2 separate regions of the Homo sapiens genome follow, and region 1 is linked to region 2. The links are chromatin loops, found by intact Hi-C in ENCODE. Cell type or tissue: HCT116. All regions are shown on one strand. Links, peaks and the distances in the headings refer to the core of each region. The heading gives the core; the rest is flanking DNA. Region 1 has its middle 150 kb from the start of LINC02167. Region 2 has its middle 68 kb from the start of LINC02167.

Evidence for each region. A loop is a pair of places that touch in the nucleus more often than their neighbours do. Peaks named below come from ENCODE experiments on the same cell type or tissue, not always from the same donor. Only the 100,000 strongest peaks of a DNase experiment are listed, where the experiment ranks them.
Region 1: it touches region 2 in a loop (3-fold over the local background); 2 of 110 quality-filtered maps call a loop at or near these places.

The regions. Positions count from the first base shown.
Region 1 is chr16:35,594,279-35,605,114 of GRCh38, forward strand. No RefSeq gene overlaps it. Among named protein-coding and RNA genes, the nearest start is that of LINC02167, 150 kb to the right of the region's middle. In HCT116, for the core only: no CTCF peak of the experiment used is centred there; a DNase peak (open chromatin) is centred at 4,883; H3K4me3 peaks cover 1,317 bases; H3K27ac peaks cover 927 bases.
Region 2 is chr16:35,673,356-35,684,191 of GRCh38, forward strand. No RefSeq gene overlaps it. Among named protein-coding and RNA genes, the nearest start is that of LINC02167, 68 kb to the right of the region's middle. In HCT116, for the core only: a CTCF peak has its summit at 4,241; no DNase peak of the experiment used is centred there.

The DNA.
Region 1 (10,836 bases), core at 744-8,743, 79 kb before region 2:
GGCCTGTGAAAATAAGGTCAGCCAAATTTAAGGTTTTGTAAACAGATTCTGGATCTTGATGGGAACAGCTGTAAAAGCACCTGGAAATGGACATGAATACAAAATAAATGTCAGAAATTGCTTCCATTTTTGCAACCATTATCACTTTGTCTTTTGCCTTTATAGAATTCTTCCAAGTCAAAGAACTTGTCCAAAGACCCACAACTGCTAATTGGTGAAGCTAAGACTCAGTATCATCTCTGTCTTACTTTATAGCTCATGTACCTTCATGATCACACCACTCAATTAGCTGGCCTAGACCTTTTTAGTCGTGAAGAGTGACACTTCTACAATACAAGCTAGATTCCTTCTAGATATGGGCCCATATAGTACTGTTTAACATTGAACTGGATGTGGTGGCTCATGCCTGTAATCCCAGCACTTTGGGAGGCTGAGGTGGGCAGATCAAGATATCAGGAGTTCAAGACCAGCCTGACCAACATGGTGAAACTCTGTCTTTACTAGAAAAACAAAAATTAGCTGAGCATGGTGGCACGAGCCTGTAATCCCAGCTACTGAGGAGGATGAGGCATGAGAATCACTTGAACCTGGAAGAAAGAGTGTTTGAAATTCTTGTTCCCCAGTGCCATAAAGAAATAGCACTTGAACATAAATTTAATTTATTTAGTAAGGTCATTTTTACTTCCTGCAGAAAGGGTACACTTGTCAGCAGTTTTACCACGAGAGTACACTTAACAAAGGAGACAGGGTCATTTATAACCTGACGCATCCACCCTACTGCAGTGTCCAGTTTCCATTGGCTGGAATGGAAACTCACATTCTGTATTTGTCCCGATTGGCTAGCAACTTAGAACTTTTTAAAAGAGGCAAAGGCAGAGGAGAACAAAGGAAGGAGAAGTAAGTTGTGGAATGCTGAGAAAGGTAAAAACACTTTTAAATAAGGAAGAGGAACAGGCTATGACCTAATGCTTGCTTGGACCAGTATAAGCATGCCAGGGCAGATATTCAGGCTAAAATGTGGGAGCTAAGAACATAAAGTACATTGATTTCTTTATTATGGCTAGCAGATATTTAAGAATGTTAGCACTGGTCTTTGAATAAATTTTGCTTCTAAGAGAAGTTACTATTTATTCCTAACTAGATGGGGAGGAAAGTCTTTAAAGAGGAAACTCTACTTTACTTTTTACAATATTCCTTCTCTTTTTATTTCATAATTCATCTTCAAACTTGTTTAATATGTTTTGACTTAATTACTTTTTTTGTCCTTCTAAGATAAGTAATTTTTTTTGAACTAGGTGGTGGAGAGTTAGGAGTTAACTCTGTAAGAGTGGCAGAGACAAGTTTTTATATAAAACTTTGAAGGTAGGGAATAACATAACAGTCTACAAGAATAAGTACACCAATAACAATAGTGAACAAGGTGAGAATTGAAGGTAAAATTCCTTTTTATTCACTGAACTAATGTTTTAATATTTTAGAAAAGGGGTTATTTATTTTAGAATTTTTGGCAAGTTTATCGGATAGGGCTGTTAACCTTTGTAGCTCTTTTGTTATAGTTCTATCAGGGTCAGTATTATCAGGAACATAGGTACAATATTGAGTTTTGTATAAAACATTTAATTTATTGGTATTTGTGGGGAATTAGACACATTACTACTGTGTTACAACTGAGCCATTAATTTTGTAGCTTCATCAACATTAACTGGTTTGCTTTCATGACACTGCTGAGGAATCAATTCTTTCGGCAGAGGTTCCAATATTGAGTTTCAATTATGACACAAATATCTCCCTTTTCTGCTAATAGTATATTGAAAGCTATTTTATTTTTCTAGGCCTTCTGGCCAGTAGATTCTAATTGCTTAGCTATCTCTTTGATGGCATCCTCAGTGTAATTTATGAATTGTTGTTAATGGTAAGAGATAGAGTTTATTTAGCCTACTTTTTTTTATAGTTACTTACCCAAATAATGTGGTTTTGAATTCTGCAAAATCAAATCTATTTGATTTTGTGCTTTAATCTTATCTGGCATTTCTCACAGGACCTTAATAGCATTTATGTAAACCTGAGGATTAAAGGATTCATAAGGAGTTTTTGTTGGCCTGCAAGTGTTTTGTTTTTACCTTTTTAGATTGATGAAATGCTAGGGTAAAGGGGATAGCCAATTGGATTAGAGCACAAGTACTGCTCCAATTATTTGGCAGAATATACAGTAAAGGTCTTGTACAGTACCACCATACATTTGTTTGGGGATGGCTAAGCATGGACTGATGGGCAAGATCTTGGGAAGGCTTGAGCTCCTTGCATCCTTTAATGCTTCCAAGGAACACTAAATTTTCCTCCTGCTGTGAGAGGCATGAAGTAAACTTGGCATTTAGAAGTGCAAGCTGGACTGACCTAGGCGGCTGACACACAGGGTGTTGTATTTCAGGAAATAGCAGAGAGAGCTCAGTATGTTGGATTATCTCAAGCAGTGGGATTTTGAAAAAGAGCCACCATAGAGTCCCATAGAGTCCATATCTGGTTGACGAGGAGATTATCCGAGTGGAAAGGGGATAATCTGGGCTGCTTGCCTACCGTGCATACAAGCATAGTAATCGCTTTTATTTAAAGTGTGAATGGATTTAGTCCATTTCAGCCAGGCATTTATTTGTATCTTGATATTTTGTCTTGATGGCTAAGGTCTATTTTAGATCTCTTATTTTTATAATATACACCCTAGTTTTATTAGATGTAGGAGCAACCAGTGTGGGATCTAGATCTGAGGCTACTGAAGAAGGGGAAGATGGGGGAATAATGCATATTTTAAAAATACCTGGGGGGTATTTTTTATTTATGTCAATCCTTATACCATAGAATCAACTAAAGGCAGGTCTAGAGTTAGTTAAGGTGGAGGTGCTGATAAAGAGGACAGGGTTATATTGATAAGGCTGACAGTTAGAAGGGGTACTCCTTTTAGTGAAACAGATGAGGGGTTTTAGATCTGCACAAACCTTTTAGTGGACGTCCAATTTTGCTCCTGGGTAGTTTGAAGGATGTAGTCCCGTTTACTACAAGGTTGCCAGGTGGTAGGAGCCGAAAATCGACCTCTTGGCTGCAGGTCATTATAACGAATGTGTGCTAGGGGTAACTGTGTCAATTAGAGGGCTGGGACATAAATATTTGTGTGAAAAGCGTAGCCATTTTTGATCATTTACATTTCCCCAAGGTATGACAGAGCAAGTATTAAAGGCAATAGTCTGAGGTGAGTCAGACTTAGTTACATTAATAACAAAGGAGATAACAACAGAATAAGGAAAGGAAAGGAAGCAATATAGAAGGTATATGAAAGTTAATCTTTCTTTAACATTCACTTAGTAGGGCTTGATCTTAGTACAGTAACCCATGATTCTGAGAGGAAGATGTTTTCCTGACTTGAGTATGGTGGATCTATTTTCTTTTTTCTGGGCTGTGCAGACAGCAGTATTAGTGGTTAACAGCATAAAATAGGGTTCTTCCGAGGCTGGCTTGAGTTTTTTCTTTCTATCTTTTGATGAAGACGTCATTTTCAGGCTGGTGCTGGTGTACTGGAAATTCTAGGTGTGGTACCTGTGCTAAAAGACTTTTAGTTTCGAGGGAAGGGAAAGTGAAGATAAATTAAGTATATAATTTCTGCTGCATATCCTGGGGCTTGAGGCCTCATGGTAACGACTCCTGCTCCATTCCTGCTTAGCGCCAGCCAGGGGATGCTGCAACTCTGCCCCCTCTTAATGTCTTGGCCTTCTTGTGGCCTTCACCGACCCTGCAAACTGTAAACTTAAGGATGAGGGGCCTTGTGACTTACCTGGCTGCCTTTGGGCCTTAAGAAAGCTAAACACCATTTTATATTTGACAATGTTGTTTGTATGATTTTATACTAGATAAGTTAAATTTTATCTTTATATTAATGTGCTATTAATGTTAAACTTAATTATAATAAAATCTTGCAGATGTTATTTATCCAATTTTAATGTCTGACTATAAGGTAAGACTTTTATAGACTCTTTTTAACTTTCTATAATTTTTGGTAAAGAGCAGGCTAATGCTTCAAGAAAAATACATTGTGCTTTAATTTTAATGTTCAGTTCACAGAAAAACTGAATGATACCCTTTTTAACTTTAGCCAATATGTTTACACACAGAATTTCTTTTACAATTAACATTTTAAAACTTGCTTAAACTTATAAAACAAATTTTTTAAATCTTCAGTGTAGGTAAAAATTGGTATTTTTATTCCTCCTTATAATCCTGTTATTAAGAGTATATTTTTCTTACATACCTTGTACATAAACTATTTTTAAAATAATTTTACATTCAGGAGGCCTAATTAATTTTAAATTATACAATATTTCTTGTATAAATTCCCTTTTATAGCTTTTCTTATGACTTTCATAGAGAATCTTCAACATGTCTTAACTATCTGCCTTCCTTTTACACTATTTCTTTTCCTGGTTTCACCCTCTGTGTCTTCCTTTGATTTCTGTCTCTTCCAGTTTCTCTCTTTTTCTTTCCCTCTATTTCTCTCTCTCTCATTTGCACTCTATTTTCCTCTCTCTTTGTCGTCCTGTTTCCCTTTCTTCTCCCAAGTTCTCCTGCTCCTGCCACAAGTGGGGCTGGGCCACAACACGGCCCCGCCCCCGTATACCTGCTGCCTTCTCTTTCTCCTTTTGTTTTTCTTTTCAATTCCCCTTTTTACTTTTTTTCCTTTCTTCTTACACTTAGTTTCTCGGGCTGGGTGGGATTTGTGCGGCTGCGTTCTGGGCCCTGGGCAGTCACTCGCCTAGAGGCTTGGCAGATGCCTGCTGCAAATTGCAAGAATTATGCCTTTTCACTTCCTCTCTCTCTCTCCTGGTGCCAGCCCCACCCTCTTTCTCACATAGAGCCAGGCTGGGAAGAGGGACTTAACCCTTGGTGTGCCTGTCTGGCTGTTTGGCTCTGTGCTTGCTGTTTTTGCTTTCTTTCTCTCTGACTTCGTCTCCTAGTTTCTTTTTCTTTCCTGCTGGTCTTTCCTTTATCTCTGCCAGCCACCTATGCTGCTGTTTTTCCCTTCCTTCTCCTTCCTTAGGGGAGGGACAGGCAGGAGTGGAGCTACTCTTTCTTTCCCCAAGAAGAAAGGAAAAGCGGTTCTGAATATCTTACTACTGGAGGTTTGTGCGAGGTTCAAGCCCCCACCATGGGGATTTCTCACCTCTTTCTGAGGTTCAACCCCCCTCATGGGGATTTCTCATCTCTTTCTGGGGTTCAACAGCCCCCATGGGGATTTCTCACCTCTTCTGGAAGTCCAACCCCTGCATGGGGATTTCTCACCTCTTTCTGAGGTTCAACTCCCCCCTGGGAATTTCTCACCTCCTTTTGAGGTTCAATCCCCCACTCATGGGGATTTCTCACCCTTTCTGAGGTTCAACCCCCCTTATGGGGTTTCTTACCTATTTTTAACCTTCAAGACATCCCAACTAAGGGATACTTTACTGTCCCTGTGGTTTTTCTCTCCTTGGTATGTCCTAACCAAGGAATGCTTTACTGTCCTGTGGCTTTTCCCTTAGTCCCAACCACCAAGGAAATACTTTACTGGCTCCCACGGCTTCTTCTTCCTTGGTCTGTGCACAGAGTCATCCCACAGTATGTGAGGATCCTTTGAGCTAGGTTGCTGGCCAGTTTCTTTCTTTCTTTCTTTTTTTCTGCATTGCTGAGAGTCCAGGTTTATTCATCACACTGGGTGGGTCTCAATTTCTCAACCACGAGGACTCCTGCGATGAGGTAGGGAAGCGTGCTCCGTCATGAGAGAGAACTGGAGACTTCCCCTGGAGGAGAATGTATTGACATATGGATTGCCACCAAATTGTTTGAAATGCTTGTTCCCCAGTGCCATAAAGAAATAGCACTTGAACATAAATTTAATTTATTTAGTAAGGCCATTTTTACCTCCTGCAGAAAGGGTACACTGACTAGCAGTTTTGCCATGAGAGCACACTGAACAAAGGAGACCGGGTCATGTATAACCTGATGCGTCCACCCTACTGCTGTGTCCAGTTTCCATTGGCTGGAATGGAAACTCACATTCTGCATTTGTCCCAATTGGCTAGCAACTTAGAACTTTTTAAAAGAGGCAAAGGCAGAGGAGGACAAAGGAAGGAGAAGTAACTTGTGGGATGCCAAGAAAGGTAAACACACTTTTAAATAAGGAAGAGGAACAGGCTATGACCTGGTGCTTGCTTGGACCAGTATAAGCATGCCAGGGCAAATATTTAGGCTAAATTCTGGGAGTTAAGAACATAAAGTACATTGATTTCTTTATTATGGCTAGCAGATATTTAAAAATGTTAGCACTGGTATTTGAATAAATTTTGCTTCTAAGAGAAGTTACTATTTATTCCTAACTAGACGGGGAGGAAAGTCTTTGAAGAGGAAACTCTACTTTACTTTTTACACGGAGGTTGCAGTGAGCCGAGATTTTGCCACTGCACTCCAGCCTGGGTGACAGAGCAAGACTCCATAAAAAAAAAATAAAAAAAAAAACATTGAGAAAGTATTTCCCCTTGAAAATTGCAGAAGTGGGCACTCCAGCCTGGGTGACAGAGCAAGACTCCGTCTCAAAAAAAAAAAAAAAAAAAAAAAGAAAGTATTTCCCCTTAAAAATTGCAGAAGAGGGCCAGGTGCGGTGGCTCACACTTATAATCCCAGCACTCTGGGAGGCCAAGGCGGGCAGATCATTTGAGGTCAGGAGTTTGAGACCAGCCTGGCAGAAACATGATGAAACCCCATCTCTACTAAAAATACAAAAAATTAACCAGTTGTGGTGGCATGTGCTTGTGATTCCAGCTACTCAGGAGGCTGAGGTGGGAGAATGGCTGGAACACAGGAGGCAGAGGTTGCAGTGAGCTGATATTGCACCATTGCACTCCAGCCTGGGAGACAGAGCAAGACTCTGTCTCAAAAAAAAATAATAATTGCACAAGCACAAGGCATCTCACACCTGTAATCATGGCACATTGGGAGTCTGAGACAAGGGAATCACTTGATATGAGGAGTTCAAGACTAACCTGTGCAACATGGTGAGACCCTGTTCCACAAAACAACAACAACAACAACAACAACAAATCAGCTGGGCATGGTGGCACATACCTGTAATCCCAGGTTCTCAAGTGCCTGAGGCTGAAAGATTGCTTGAGTTTTGGAGGATGAGGCTGCAGTGGGCTGGGATCAGTCATATTATTGTGCTTTAGCCTGGGTGATAGAGTGAAACTCTGTCTCCAAAAAATTTGCAGAAGCATTTTGGAAACACAAAAACAAAACTAAAAAAAAAGCTAAAGAAACCAAATTTAGCAGAGTTTAATTGAGCAAAGAATAATCTGCCAATTGAGCAGCTTGTGAATCACGAGTAGACTCAAAGAGACTCCAGCATGGCCACATGTTGGAAGATGTATGGACAGAAAAAGCAAGGTGACATACAGAAACTGGGAGTGAGGCACAGAAACAGCCAGATTGATGACAGCTCAGATTTTTAAAATTTGAATATAGTTTGAAGAGTTGACCCCATTTGATTGGCAAAAATTTAATGATTAGCACAAGAACATTTATAGACTGTTTACACGTCCAGTTAGGTTTTAGATTACCATGTACAAAAAACCCTATTGACAGAAATTAAACATAAAATGAGGTAGCTTTAGGCTAAACTTAATTTAACAGTTTCCCTATTTTGATCATCCTAAAGTATCCAAGTTTGAGATATGCCAAAATTTTAGATATTGGTATCACAGTATCACCATGATAAATGTACTTATTTCATCTCAAATTCCACTGGGAAATAGAACTTTGGATTTGGTAAAATAGGAACAAGAACTTCAGGTTGTTATTTTTTAATAAAAATTAGAGTAAAAAAGATCTTTTTATGTTAAAATCTGCTGTTTACAAAAGAAAAACAAAACCAGGTTGTTTTTAGAATCTACCTATTTTCTCAAATTCTCAGTTTGATTATGTCACATTTAGCATGAGTGATTCCATTTTTGTTTTGTTTTGTCTCATCTGTTGTACACTGTTCCTAGTGTACAAGTTCAGTCCAAAACAATAGACTCCAATAATTTTATTTAAACATTATTTTACTGCAGGTGCAGTGGCTTATGCCTATAATCCCAGCACTTTGGGAGGCCAAGGTGGGCAGATCACTTGAGTTCAGGAGTTCAAGACTAGCCTGGCCAATGTGGTGAAATCTCATCTCTAGTAAAAATAGAAAAATTAGCCTTGTGTGGTGGTGCATGCCTGTAATCCCAACTGCTGGGGAGGCTGAGGCAGGAAAATTGCTTGAACCTGGGGGGCAGAGGTTACAGTGTGCAGAGATCGTGCCACTGCACTCCAGCCAGGGTGATAGAGCAAGACTCCTTCTCAAAAAAAAAAAAAATACTTTCGGTTAAGTTCTCACTTAGATGAGAGTGTGACCAAAACTCAAATCACTACTGCCAATCACAGTTATTATTTTGGGTTTCTATACTTATCATGCCATTTATAGGTTATAGTGTTCATATAGTCTTTGAGGGTTTTTTGTTGTTTGTTTGTTTTTTGAGATGGAGTTTTGCTCTTGTTGCCCAGGCTGGAGTGCAATGGCACCATCTCAGCTCATTGTAAACTCCTCCTCGTGGGTTCAAGCTGTTTTACTGCATCAGCCTCCTGAGTAGCTGGGATTATAGGCAGGCACCACCATGCCTGAATAATTTTGTATTTTTAATAGAGATGGGGTTTCTCCATGTTGTTCAGGCTGGTCTTGAACTCCCGATCTCAGGTGATCTGCCCTTCTCGGCCTCCTAAAGTGCTGGGATTACAGGTGTGAGCAACTGAACCTGGCCTTTGTTTTGAGTTTTTGTCATTTCAGTTAAGAACAATTTGGCATTCTAGAGACTGCTGTATGTATGCACACATTTATAACTTTTGAGATAATATATTGCACCAGGAAGACCATTATTTTCACTATCAGGAAGTTAATATCAATAGAGTTTGGAGTATGCTTTTTCTTTTTCTGTTTTTTTTTTTTTTTTGACAGAGTTATGCTCCATTGCCCAGGCTGGAGTGCAGTGGTGCAATCTTGACCCACTGCAAACTCTGCCCCCTGGGTTCAAGCAATTCTCCTGCCTCAGCCTTCCCAGTAGCTGAGATTACAGGTGCACACCACCAGGCCTGGTTAATTTTTTTTTTTGTATTTTTAGTACAGACAGCATTTCACCATGTTGGCCAGGCTGGTCTCGTCGAACTCCTGACCTCAAGTGATCCACCCACCTCAGCCTCCCGAAGTGCTGGGATTACAGACGTGAGCCACCGAGCCTGGCTGTAGTATGCTTTTTAACCAGGGTCCCCATGAACAAAACCACATAAAATAAAGTAGATCAAAATAATTATCCAGATAAATGATTTACTCATTTCAATCAAGCAGTCTGTTCATTAATCTCCTATGACTAAATAGCATTAATATCTGATGTATTACAAGTGTTAGCAACTAAACAGATACTTCTGTTTATCCAATAAATAATCTAGAGAGGCCAAGCATGATGTCTCACACCTGTAATCCCAGCACTTTGGAAGGCCAAGGCGGGCAGATCACCTGAGTTCAGGAGTTCAAGACCAGCCTGGCCAACATGGTGAAACCCTGTCTCTACTAAAAATACAAAAATTAGCCAGACCAGACATTGTGGCTGGTGCCTGTAACCCCAGCTACTTGGGAGGCTGAGGCAGGAGAATTGCTTGAACCCAGGAGGCGGAGGTTGCAGTGAGTCAAGACCATGCCATTGCACTCCAGCCTGGGCAACAACAGCAGAACTTGGTCTCATAATAATAACCATTATTATTATAAATAATAACCATTATTATTATTATAAATAATAACCTAGAGAAATTTGATTTTTTCGCATAACTTTAATAAGAAAATTTAAATTCTATTTTGTATCCATACCCTTTACTGCAAAATCTGCTATAGAGACTATTATGGTAGATAAATTTCTAATTATTGTCTAATTTACTCTAAACCACGGGAAAAGAAACCTAACAAATAGTGCCCATTCAGAAAAGTCAAGGCCTCCTGACAATGCAGTTTAAAAAATTCTCTTTAGCTTATAAGGTCGTTTAAGAACAATGAACCAATGTTCTGTTTCTTATATTATGAAGCAACAAATATCCCATTAAAATTTCTCATCCAAATTGTTCTTTTATCTTTCATCTATCAAAACATAAGTTTATCCATATATAAGATTGGCTGCAAAAACCTCTAAATATACAAGTATACCCCTGGAGTGAACACAAGATAACCATTTTTATTTCTATTTTTATAGAGCCATAAGCAAGAATATAACTGTGAGCTAAGAGTGTCATAGAAACAGAGATATATTGATGTTTTATATAGTGAAAAAAAGCTGTCTACATCAAGATTACCATCTCCTTCTGAGGAGAAACTTTCCTGGTTGGCTTTGCCTTAAGTTCTCCAATGGCTATAAAATTTCAAAAGTTTGGAGGCACCCTTCTGAGTTGAGAAATTATAACCCAAGATTCAAGGTCCTGAAGTCTTTCTGCAGGGTGGATGGCAAGAGGGGAATCAATCAATGGTTTCTATTAAAAATAAAGTTTAATTGTCTTCAGTCAGTGGACCATCAAAAGCTTTTTTACCTCGTAAAAATGAGCTTTGGAATAAAGCATTAAAGGCTTGCTGCATTTATTCATATCTGATTTTGGTACCAGAAGATACATGAGGTTCTATTATTAGATTCATAGGCCTTCCAATTACAATTTTATAATGGTCAACATATTTTTTCTACTTTAAGTGGATCTGATTGTCATTAATCTGAA
Region 2 (10,836 bases), core at 855-8,854:
TTATCTCACAGTTTAACATTCACCAGGCTGGAAATGTTTTCATTCACCAGGCTGGAAATACGATTTTTGTAAAATCTACGAAGGCACATTTCAGAGCCCCTTGAGGCCTGTAGTGAAAAGCCAAATATCCAGCAATAAAAACTAGAAAGAAACTATTTGTGAAAATGCTTTATGATGTGTAGATTTATCTCACAGAGTTTAACTTTTTTTTCATTCAACAGGTTGGAAACATTCTTGTTGTTGAATCTATGAAGGGACATTTCTGAGACAATTGAGGTCTACAGTGAAAAACAAGATATCCTGCAATAGAAACTAGAAACAAGTTATTTGTGAAAATTCTTTGTGATATGTGGATTCATATCACTGAGTTTAACTTTTGTTTTTATTTAACAGGTTTGGCAACACTCTTCTGTAAAATCTACAAAAGACATTTCTGAGATTATTAAGGTGTACTGAATAACAAAATATCCCATGATAACAACTAAAAACAAGCTATTCGTGAAAATGCTTTGTGATGTGTAAATTCATCTTACAGAGTTAAACTTCTGTTTTGATTTGACAGGTTAAAAACACTCGTTTTATACTATCAGCAAGCAGACATTTCTGAGTCCATCGAGGCCAACAGTGAAAAACTGAAATTTCCATGATAAAAACCAGAAACACCAGCTATCTGTGAAAATGGTTTGTGATGTGTGGATTAATCTCACTGAAAGAAATCTGTGTTTCCATTCAACAGGTTGGAAAAAATCTTATTGTAAAGTCTGCAAAGGGACATTTCTGAGCCATCTTGGGATAAGGGAAAAACCAAATTTTCTACAATAAAAAGTAGAAACAAGTTATTTGCCAAAATGCTTTAAGATGTGTGGATTCATCTCACAGAGTTAAACCTTTGCTTTGATTCAACAGGTTGAAAATACTGTTTCTGTAGAATCTACAAAGGGACATTTTTGAGCCCAGTAAGAGCAATAGTGAAAAACTGAATATCACACCTTAAAAACTACAAACAAGGTATCCATAAAAACGTGTTGAGATGTGTGGACTCATCTTACAGAATTAAACCTTTATTTTGATTGAATGGATTAAAAACCACTAGTTTAGTAGAACCTACAAAGGGACATTTCTGAGCCCATTGAAACCTATATTGAAAAATGGAATATGTCTCCTCAAAAACTAGAAACAAACAATCTGTGAAATTGCTCTGCAATATGTGAATACATCTCATAGAGTTATACCTTCGTTTCGATGTGACAGGTTGTGAACATTCTTTTTTTGTAAAATCTATGAAGGGACATTTTTGAGCCCATGAGGCCTATATTTGAAAATTGAATTTCCCTTGATAATAACTGGAAACAAGTTACCTGTGAAAATGCTTTCAATGTATGGATTCATATAACAGAGTTAAATATTTCTTTTGATTAAAAAAATTGTAAACCATGTTTTTGTAGAATCTACAAAGGATCATTGCTGAGCCCCTCGAAGGCTATAGTAAAATGGGAATGTCTCACGATAAAAAGTAGAGACAAGCTATCTGTGAAAAAGCTTCCTAATGTGTGAATTCATCTTACCAAATGAAACCTGTGTTTTGATTGACCAGGTTGGAAACACTCTTTTTGTAGAATCTATGAAGGGACATATCAAGCCCATTGAGGCCTACAGTGAAAAACAGAATTTTGCATGATAAAAACTAGAAATAAGCTATTTGTGAGAATGCTTTCGTATGTGTGGATGCATCCCAAATAGTTAAACTTCTGTTTTTGTTTGCCAGGTTGGAAAAACTATTTTCGTAGAATCTACAAAGGGATATTTCTGAGACCATTGAGGCCTGTAGCAAAAAGTGAATATCCTGTGAGACAAAATAAAAGCAAGCTATCTGTGAAAATGATTTGTTATTTGTTCATTCATCTCATTGAATGGAACCTGAGTTTTTATTTACTGGGTTTGAAAAAGTATTTTGGTAGAATCTATAAAGAAAAATTTCTGAGCATATATAGACCCATAGTGAAAAATCAAATATCCCGTAACATGAACTAGGTTGAATCTACCTGTGAAAAAGCTTTGTGATATGTGGGTTCATCCCACAGAGTTAAACTTTTGTTTTGATTCAATAGGTTGTAAACACTCTTTTTATAGAAGCTACAAAAACTCATTTCTGAGCCAATTGAGGCTTACAGTGAAAAACCAAATATCATGCGATAAAAAACTTGAAATAAGCTACCTGTAAAAATTCTTTGTGATGTGTGGATTCATCTCACTGAATAAAACCTGTACATTGATTCACCATGTTAATAACACTTATATAGAATCTATGAAGGAACATTTCTAAGCCCATTGAGGCTTGTAGTGAAAAACAATATTCCATGATAAAAACTAGAAAAAAAAATCTGTGAAAGTGCTTTGTGATGTGTGAATTCGCCTCACAGAGTTAAACCTTTTTTTGATTCAACAGGTTGGGAATTCTCTTTTTGTAGAATCTATGGAGGGACATTTCAGAGCCCATTGAGGCCTATAATATAAAACTGAATATCCCATGAGAAAAACTAAAAACAAGCTATCTCTAAAAATGCTTTGTGATGTGTGGATTTATCTCATGGAGTTAAAAGTTTATTTTGATTCAACAGGTTGGAAACACTCTTTTTGTAGAATCTACAGATGGACATTTCTGAGCCCACTGATGCCTACAGTGAAAAACCAAATCTCCTGTAATAAAAACTACAGACCAGCTATCTGTGAAAATGCTTTGGGATGTGTGGATTTATCTCACAAAGAAAAACCTTTGTTTTCATTCAACAGATTGGAAACACTCATTTTGTAGAATCTACGAATGGACATTTCTGGTCCCATTGAGGCCTGTAGTGAAAAATTGAATATCCTGTGAGAAAAATTAAAAACATGAAATCTGTGAAAATGCTTTGTGATATGTGGATTCAACTCACAGAATGCAAACTGTGTTTTGATTCCCTATTTGGAAACACACGTTTTGTAGAATCCACAAAGGGACATTTCTGAGCAAACCAAGGCTTATAGTGGAAACTCGAAAATCTCAAGACAAAAACTAAAAACAACCTTTCTGTGCAATGCTTTGTGATGTGTGCATTTATCTCACCGAATGGAACCTGTGTTTTGATTTACCAGGTTGGAAACACTCTTTTTGTAGAATGTACAAAGAAACACTTCTGAACCCATAGAGGACTATAGAGAAAAAACAAATTTTCTACTATATAAACTAGAAACAAGCTATCTGTGAAAATGCTGTGGGATGTGTGAATTCATCTCACAGATGTAAACCTTTGTTTAGATTCAATAGGTTAGAAATACTCTTTTTGTAGAATCCATGAATGAATATTTCGGAGCCCATTGAGGCCTATAGTGAAAAACGGACTATCCATCAATGAAAAGTACAAGCTATCTGAGAAAATGCTTTTGTGATGTGTGGATTCTTCTCACAGACTTAAACCTTTGTTTTAATTTAACAGGTTGGAAACACTCTTTTTGTAGAATCTACAAAGGAACATTTGTGAGTTCATTGAGTCCTATAGTAAAAAACAGAATTTCCCCCAATAAAAACTAAAAACAAACTCTCTGTGAAAATGCTTTGCATTGTGTGGATTCATCTCAGAGTTAAACCTTTGTTTTGATACAACAGGTTGTAAGCACACTTTTTTTGTAGTATCTACGAAGGAACATTTTGTGGCCCATTGATAACTACAGTGAAAACCTGAATTTTCCACAATAAAAACTAGAAATAAGCTATCTGTGAAATGCTTTGCAATGTGTAGATTCATCTCACAGACTTAAAACTTGTTTTAATTTAACAGGTTGGAAACTCTGTCTTTGTTAGATCTACCAAGAGACATTTCTTAGCCCATCGAGAAGTATAATGAAAAAACAAATTTCTCACTATAAAAACTAGTAACAACCTATTTGTGAAAATGCTTTGCAATGTGTGGAATCATCTCACAAATTCAAACCTTTTTTTTTTGATTCAACAGGCTGCAGACACTCTTCTTATACAATAAACAAATGGACATTTTGAAGCCCATTAGGCCTATAGTGAAAAACCGAATTTCCCGTGATAAAAATTAGAAACAAGCTGTCTGTGAAAATGCTTTGCAATGTGTGGATTCATGTCAAAGCAGTAAACCTTTGGTTTTTTTCAACAGTCTGGTAACACTCTTTTTATAGAATTTACCAGAAGACATTTCTGAGACCATTGAGGCCTCTAGTGGAAAACTGAATATCCTGCAATAAAAACTACAAACAAGCTATGACAATGCTTTGCAATTTGTGGATTCATATAACAGAGGTAAGCCTTTGTTTTGATTGAACACTTTGGAAACACTTTTATTGTAGAATCTACAAAGGCATATTTTTGACCCATTGAGGCCTATACTGAAAAAAACCAAATATCTCATGATAAATACTAGAAAAAAGCTATGTGTGAAAATGCTTTGTGATTTTTGGATTCCTCTCACTTAATAGAACGTATGTTTTTATTCACCAGGTTGGAAACACTTTTTGTAGAATCCACAAAGTGACATTTCTGGACACAATAAAACCATGGTGAAAAAGTGAATATCTTGTTATAAAACCTAGAAACAAGCTATCTGTGAAAATGCTTTGTGATATGTGGTTTCATCTCTCATAGTTAAACCTTTGTTTTGATTCACAGGGTGGAAACACTTTTCTTGTGGAATCTATGAAAAGATATTTCTGACCTGTTGAGGCCTATGCTGAAAACACAAATTTCCCATGATAAAAACTAGAAAAGAGCTATTTGTGAAAATCCATCGTGATTTGTTTCTTCTCAAGGAATTACACCTTTGTTCTGATTCAGTAGGTTAGAAACACCTTTTTTGTAGAATCTATGAAGGGACATTTCTGAGCCCATTGAGGCCTCCAGTGAAAAACTGAATGTCCTGCGATAAAAAGTAGAAACAAGCTGTCTGTGAAAATACTTTGTTATGTGTGGATTCATCTCACTGAATGGAATCTGTATTTTGATTAACCAGGTTGGAAACACTTCTTTTGTAGAATATATAAAGGTACATTTCTGAGCCCATTAAGGCCTATGGTAAAAAATCAAATATCCCACCACAAAAATTAGAAACAAGCTCTCTGCAAAAATGCTTCATGCTGTGTGGCTTTATCTCACAGAGTTAAGCTTTTATTTTGGTTCACCAGGTTGGAAACATTTTGTTTTTATTTGTAGAATCCAAAAATAAACATTTCTGAGCCCATTGATGCCTGTAGTGAAAACTGGAAATTTTCAAAATTGAAACTAATAACTAGCTATTATTAAAAATGCTTTGAGATGTGCGGTTTCATCACAATGACTTCCACCTTTGTTTTGATTCAACAGGTTGTAAACACTCTCTTTGAAGAATCTATGAAGGGATATTTTTGAGCCCATTCAGGCCTATAGTGAGAAACTGAATATTATGCGATAAAAAGTCAAAACAAGATGTCTGTGAAAATTCTTTGTGACAGGTGGATTCATTTCACCAAATAGAAGCTGTGTTCTTATTCACTAGGTTGGAAACCCTACTTGTAGAATCTACAAAGGGACAGTTTTGAGCCCACTTAGGTCTATACTAAAAAAAAAACAACTGAATATCCCATGAAAAAAGGTAGAAAATATGGTGAAAAATCAAATATCCCACTATCAAAACTAGAAACAAGCTGTCTCTGAAAATACTTGTGATGTGTGGATTCATCTCACCAAATGGAAACTGTGTGTCAATTTACCAGGTTGGAAACACTCTTCTTGTAGAATCAACAAAGGGATATTTCAGAACCCTTTGAAGACCATTGTAAAAAATGGAATATCCCTCGATAATAACTAGAAACAAGCTACCTATGAAAATGCTTTGTGGTGTATGGATTCATGTAGCCGAATGGAACCTGTGTTTTGATTCACTGATTTGGAAACACTCTTTTTATAGAATCTATGAAGAAACATTTGAGAGCCCATTGAGGTGCATCATGTAAAGCCAAATATCCATGATAAAAACTAGAAACAAACTATATGTAAAAATGCTTTGTGATTTGTGGACTCACCTTGCAGATTTAAACATTTATTTTGATTCCACAGCTTGGATACCCTTTTTTTGTAGAATCTACAAAGGGACATTTCTGGTTCCATTCAGGCCCATAGTGAAAAATTAAATTTCCTGTGATAAAAACTAGAAATGAGATATCTGTGTAAATTCTTTGTTATGTGTGGATTTATCTCAAAGTGTTTTACCTTTATTTTGATTTAACAGGGTGGAAACACTCTTTTTGTAGGATTTATATTGGGGCATTTCTTACTCCATAGAGGCCAGTTGTGAAGAACTGAAATTTTCACTATATAAACTAGAAACTAGCTATTTGTTAAAATGCTTTGTGATGTGTGTATTCATCTCAAAGAGTTAATGCTTTGTTTTGATTTAACAGGCTGGAAACACTCTTTTTGTAAAATTTATGAAGGGACATTTCTGACCCCCTTTGGGGCCCATCCTAAAAAAACAAATTTCCCAGGATTAAAACTAGAAACAAGCAATCTAGGAAAATGCTTTGCAATGGGCAGACCCATCTCAAAGAGTTGAACTTTTGTTTGCATTGTACAAATTGGAAACACTCTTTTTGTAGAATCTACAAAGAGACATTTTTTAGCCTGTTGAGGACTATAGTGAAAAACTGAATATCCTACGATCAAAACTAGAAACATGCTATCTGTCAAAATGCTTTGTGATGTGTGGATTCATCTAATTAAATAGATCCTCTGTTTTGATTCACCAGGTTGGAAACCCCCTTATTGTAGAATTCGAGAAAGTGACATTTCTGAACTTACTGGAGCCATGTTGAAGAAGCAAATATTTTGTAATAAAAACTAGAAAAAAAGCTGTCTGTGAAAATACCTTATAATGAGTGTATTCATCTCATCAAATGTTACCGGTGTTTTGATTCACCAGGTTGGAAACACGTTTTTTATAAAATCTACAAAGGTATATTTCTGAGCCCTTCAAAGCCTGCAGTAAGAAACTGAATATCATGTGATTAAAAATTAAAAGCAAGCTCTTTGTGAAACTGCTTTGTGAGTTATGGGTTCTTTTAGATGTATAGATTCATCTCACAGAGTTAAAATTTTGTTTTTATTACACAGCTTGGAAACACTCTTTTTTGTAGAATCTATGAAGAAATATTTCTGAGCACATTGAAGCCTATACTGAATAGCTGACTATCCCACAAAATAAATGAAAACTGTAGTGAAAAATCGAACATCCCATGATGAAAACTAGAAACAAGCTATCTCTGAAAATACCTTGTGATATGTGGATTCATCTCACTGAATGAAACCTGTATGTCAATACACCAGGTTAAAACACTCTTTTTGTAGAATCTACCAAAGGATATTTCAGATCCCTTTGAGGCCCATTGTGAAAAACCAAATATTCTCTGATAAAGGCTTGAAACAAGCTATCTGTGAAAATGCTTTTGGATGTGTGGATTCATCTCAGAGATTTAAACCTGTGTTTTAATTCAACTGGTTGGAAACACCTTTTTGTACTATCTACAAAAAAATTTCTGAGCCCATTGAGACCTATAGCAAAAAAATGAATATCCAATGATAGAAACTAGAAACAAGCTATCTGTAAAAGCTTTGTGATGTGTGGGTTTATCTAACGGAATGAAGCCTGCGTTTTGATTCACCAGGATGGAAACACTTTATTGTACAATCTGCAAAGGGACATTTCTGAGCCCACTGAGGCCTATAGTGAAGAATCTAATTTTTGCTACAAAAACTAGAAAGAAGTAATCTGTGAGAATGCTTTGGAATGTTTGGATTCATCTCACAGAGTTAAACTTTGTATTGATTCAAAGAGTTAGAAACACTTTATTTGTAGAACTTACTAATAAACATTTCTGGGCCCTTTGAGGCCTATGATAAAAAAACTGAATATCTCCTGATAAAAAGTAAAAAGAAGCTATCTGTGAAAATGCGTTGTGATATGTGGATTAATCTCACTGAATGAAACCTGTTTTTTGATTTACCAGGTTGGAAACACTCTTTTTGTAGAATCTACGAAGAAACGTTTCTTAGCTCATTGAAGCCTATAATGAAAAACTGAATTTCCTGTGATAAAAACTAGAAACAAGCTATCTGGGAAAATACTTTGCAATGTGTAAATGTATCTCACAGAAATAAACCCTTTTTTAATCCACAGGTTGTAAACACTCATTTTGTGGAATCTATGAAGGGACATTTCTGAGCAATTTGAGGTCAACAGGAAATAACTGAATTTCCCAGAATAAAAACTACAAAAAAACTATTGGCAAAAATGATTTGTGATGTGTGGATTTACCACAAAGAATAAAATATTTGTTTTGATTCAACAGGTTGGAAACACTTTTTGAACAATCAACAAAGGAATATTTTAGAGCAAATTGAGGCCTTTCATGAAAAACTAAATGTCCCACGATAAAAACTAGAAACAAGCTATAAGTAAAAATTATTTGTGATGTGTGGATTAATCTCACCAAATGGAACCTTTATGTTGATTCACCATGTCAGAAACACACTTTTTGTACTCTCTATGAAGGGACACTTCTGATATGCCTGATGCAAATAGTGAAAAACAGAATATCCCACTATTAAAACTGTAAACAAGCTATCTGTGAATATGCTTTGGAATTGATGGATTCATATTACAGAGTTAAATTTTTGTTTTGATTTAAAAGGATGGAAACACTCTTTTTGTAGAATCTATGGAGAAACTTTCCTGAGCACATTGAGGCCTATGATAAAAACAAGTGTCTCACAATAAAAACTAAAAACAATCTGTCTGTGAAAATGTTATGTGCTGTGTGGATGCATCTCACCAAATGGAACCTGTGTTTTGATTCACCATCTTGAAAACACTTTTTTGTAGAATCTATGAAGAAACATTGCTGAGCTTTTTGAGGCCTATAGTGAAAAAACGAATGTCTCATGATATAAATTAGAAACAAGCTATATGTGAAAATGCTTAGTGATATGTGGATTCCTCTCACAGAATTACACCTTTGCTTTGATTCAGCAGGTTGGAAACTCTCTTTTTGTAGAATCTACAAAGACATTTCTTAGCCTACTGGGTCATATAGTGAAAAATTGCATATCCCAAGATAAAAACTAGAAACAAGCTATCTGTGAAAATGCTTTGCAATGTGTGGATTCATCTCACAGGCTTAAACCTTTGTTTTGATTCAGCAGGTTGAAAACCCTCTTTTTGTAGAATCTAGGAAGGAACATTTCTGAGTCCATTGGGGTCAATACTGAAAAACTGAATATCCCCTTAGAAAAACTAGGAACAAGCATCAGTGAAAATATTTTGCAATGCGTGAATTCTTCTATCAGTTATGTTTTGTTTCAGCAGGTTGGAAACACTCTTTTTGTAGAATCTACAAAGGGACATTTTTCAAGCCCATTAATGCCTATAGTGAAAAATGGAATATCTCAAGATAAAAACTAGCAACAAGCTTTTTGTGAAAATGCTTAGTGATGTGTGGATTTATCTCACTGAATGGAACCTGTATGTTGGTTCATTACTTTAGAAACATTCTTTTTGTAGAATCTAAGAAGGGACATTTCTGAGACTACTCAAGCTTGTAGTGAAAAATGGAATATCCCACGATAAAAGTTAGAAACAACCTATCTGTGAAAGTGCTTTGTAATCTGTGGATTAATCTCAAAGAATTAAACCTCTGTTTTGATTCCACAGGTAGGAAACACTCATTTTGTAGAATCTATCAAGGAACATTTCTGAGCCCATTGAGGCCTATAGTGAAAAATCGAGCTTCCCACAATAAAAACTAGAAAGCTATATCTGTAAATGCTTTGTGATGTGTGGGTTCATCTCACTGAATGAAACATATGTTTTTATTCAACAGGTTGGAAACACTCTGTTTGTATTATTTTTGAAGGGACATTTCTGAGACCTTTCTAGACAGCTGGGGACAGTCAGGAGTCTCTGCCATTAAAAATGCCTGAGGTCGCCCAGGTATCTCTATCGTTAGAATGCCTGGGTTTGGTCGGTAGTCTCTCCCATTAGAATGCCTGGGGTAGCTCAAGTGTTCCTATAATTAGACTGCCTGGTGATGGCCAGGAAACTCTCATTAAAATCAAAATTTTATGCCATTAACTAATTTTATGCCATTAGGATGCCTGGGGTTGTCCAGGTGTCTCAACCTTTAAAATCCCAGGGGTTGTTCAGGTGTCTCTATTATTAGAATGCTTGGAGTCGGCCAAACGTCTCTTCCATTAGAATGCCTGGTGTTGCCCAGGTGTCTCAATCATTAGACGGCCTGTGGTAAGCAGGGAGTCTCTCCTACTAGAATGCCTAAGGTCACCCAGGTGTCTGTATTATAAGAAGGCCTGGGGTTGGCCAGGAGTCTCTCCCATTAGAGTCCCTGGGGTTGGCCAGGCGTGGTGGCTCACATCTGTAATCCCAGCACTTTGGGAGGCTGAGGCAGGCAGATCACGAGGTCAGAAGATCAAGACCATCCTGGCTAACACAGTAAAACCTCATCTTTACTAAAAATATAAAAAATTAGCCAGGCGTGATGGCAGGAGCCTGTAGTCCCAGCTACAGGGGAAGCTGAGGCAGGAGAATGGCATCAACCCAGGAGGCAGATCTTGCAGTGAGCCAAGATTGCACCACTGCACTCCAGCCTGGGGGTCACCCAGGTGTCTTTATCATCTGACTGCCTGGGGTGGGCAAGGAGTCTCTCCCATGAAAATGCCTCAGGTCAGCCGAGAGTCTCTCCCACTAAAATGTCTGGTGTCGTCCAGGTGTCTCTATTATTAAACTGTCTTGG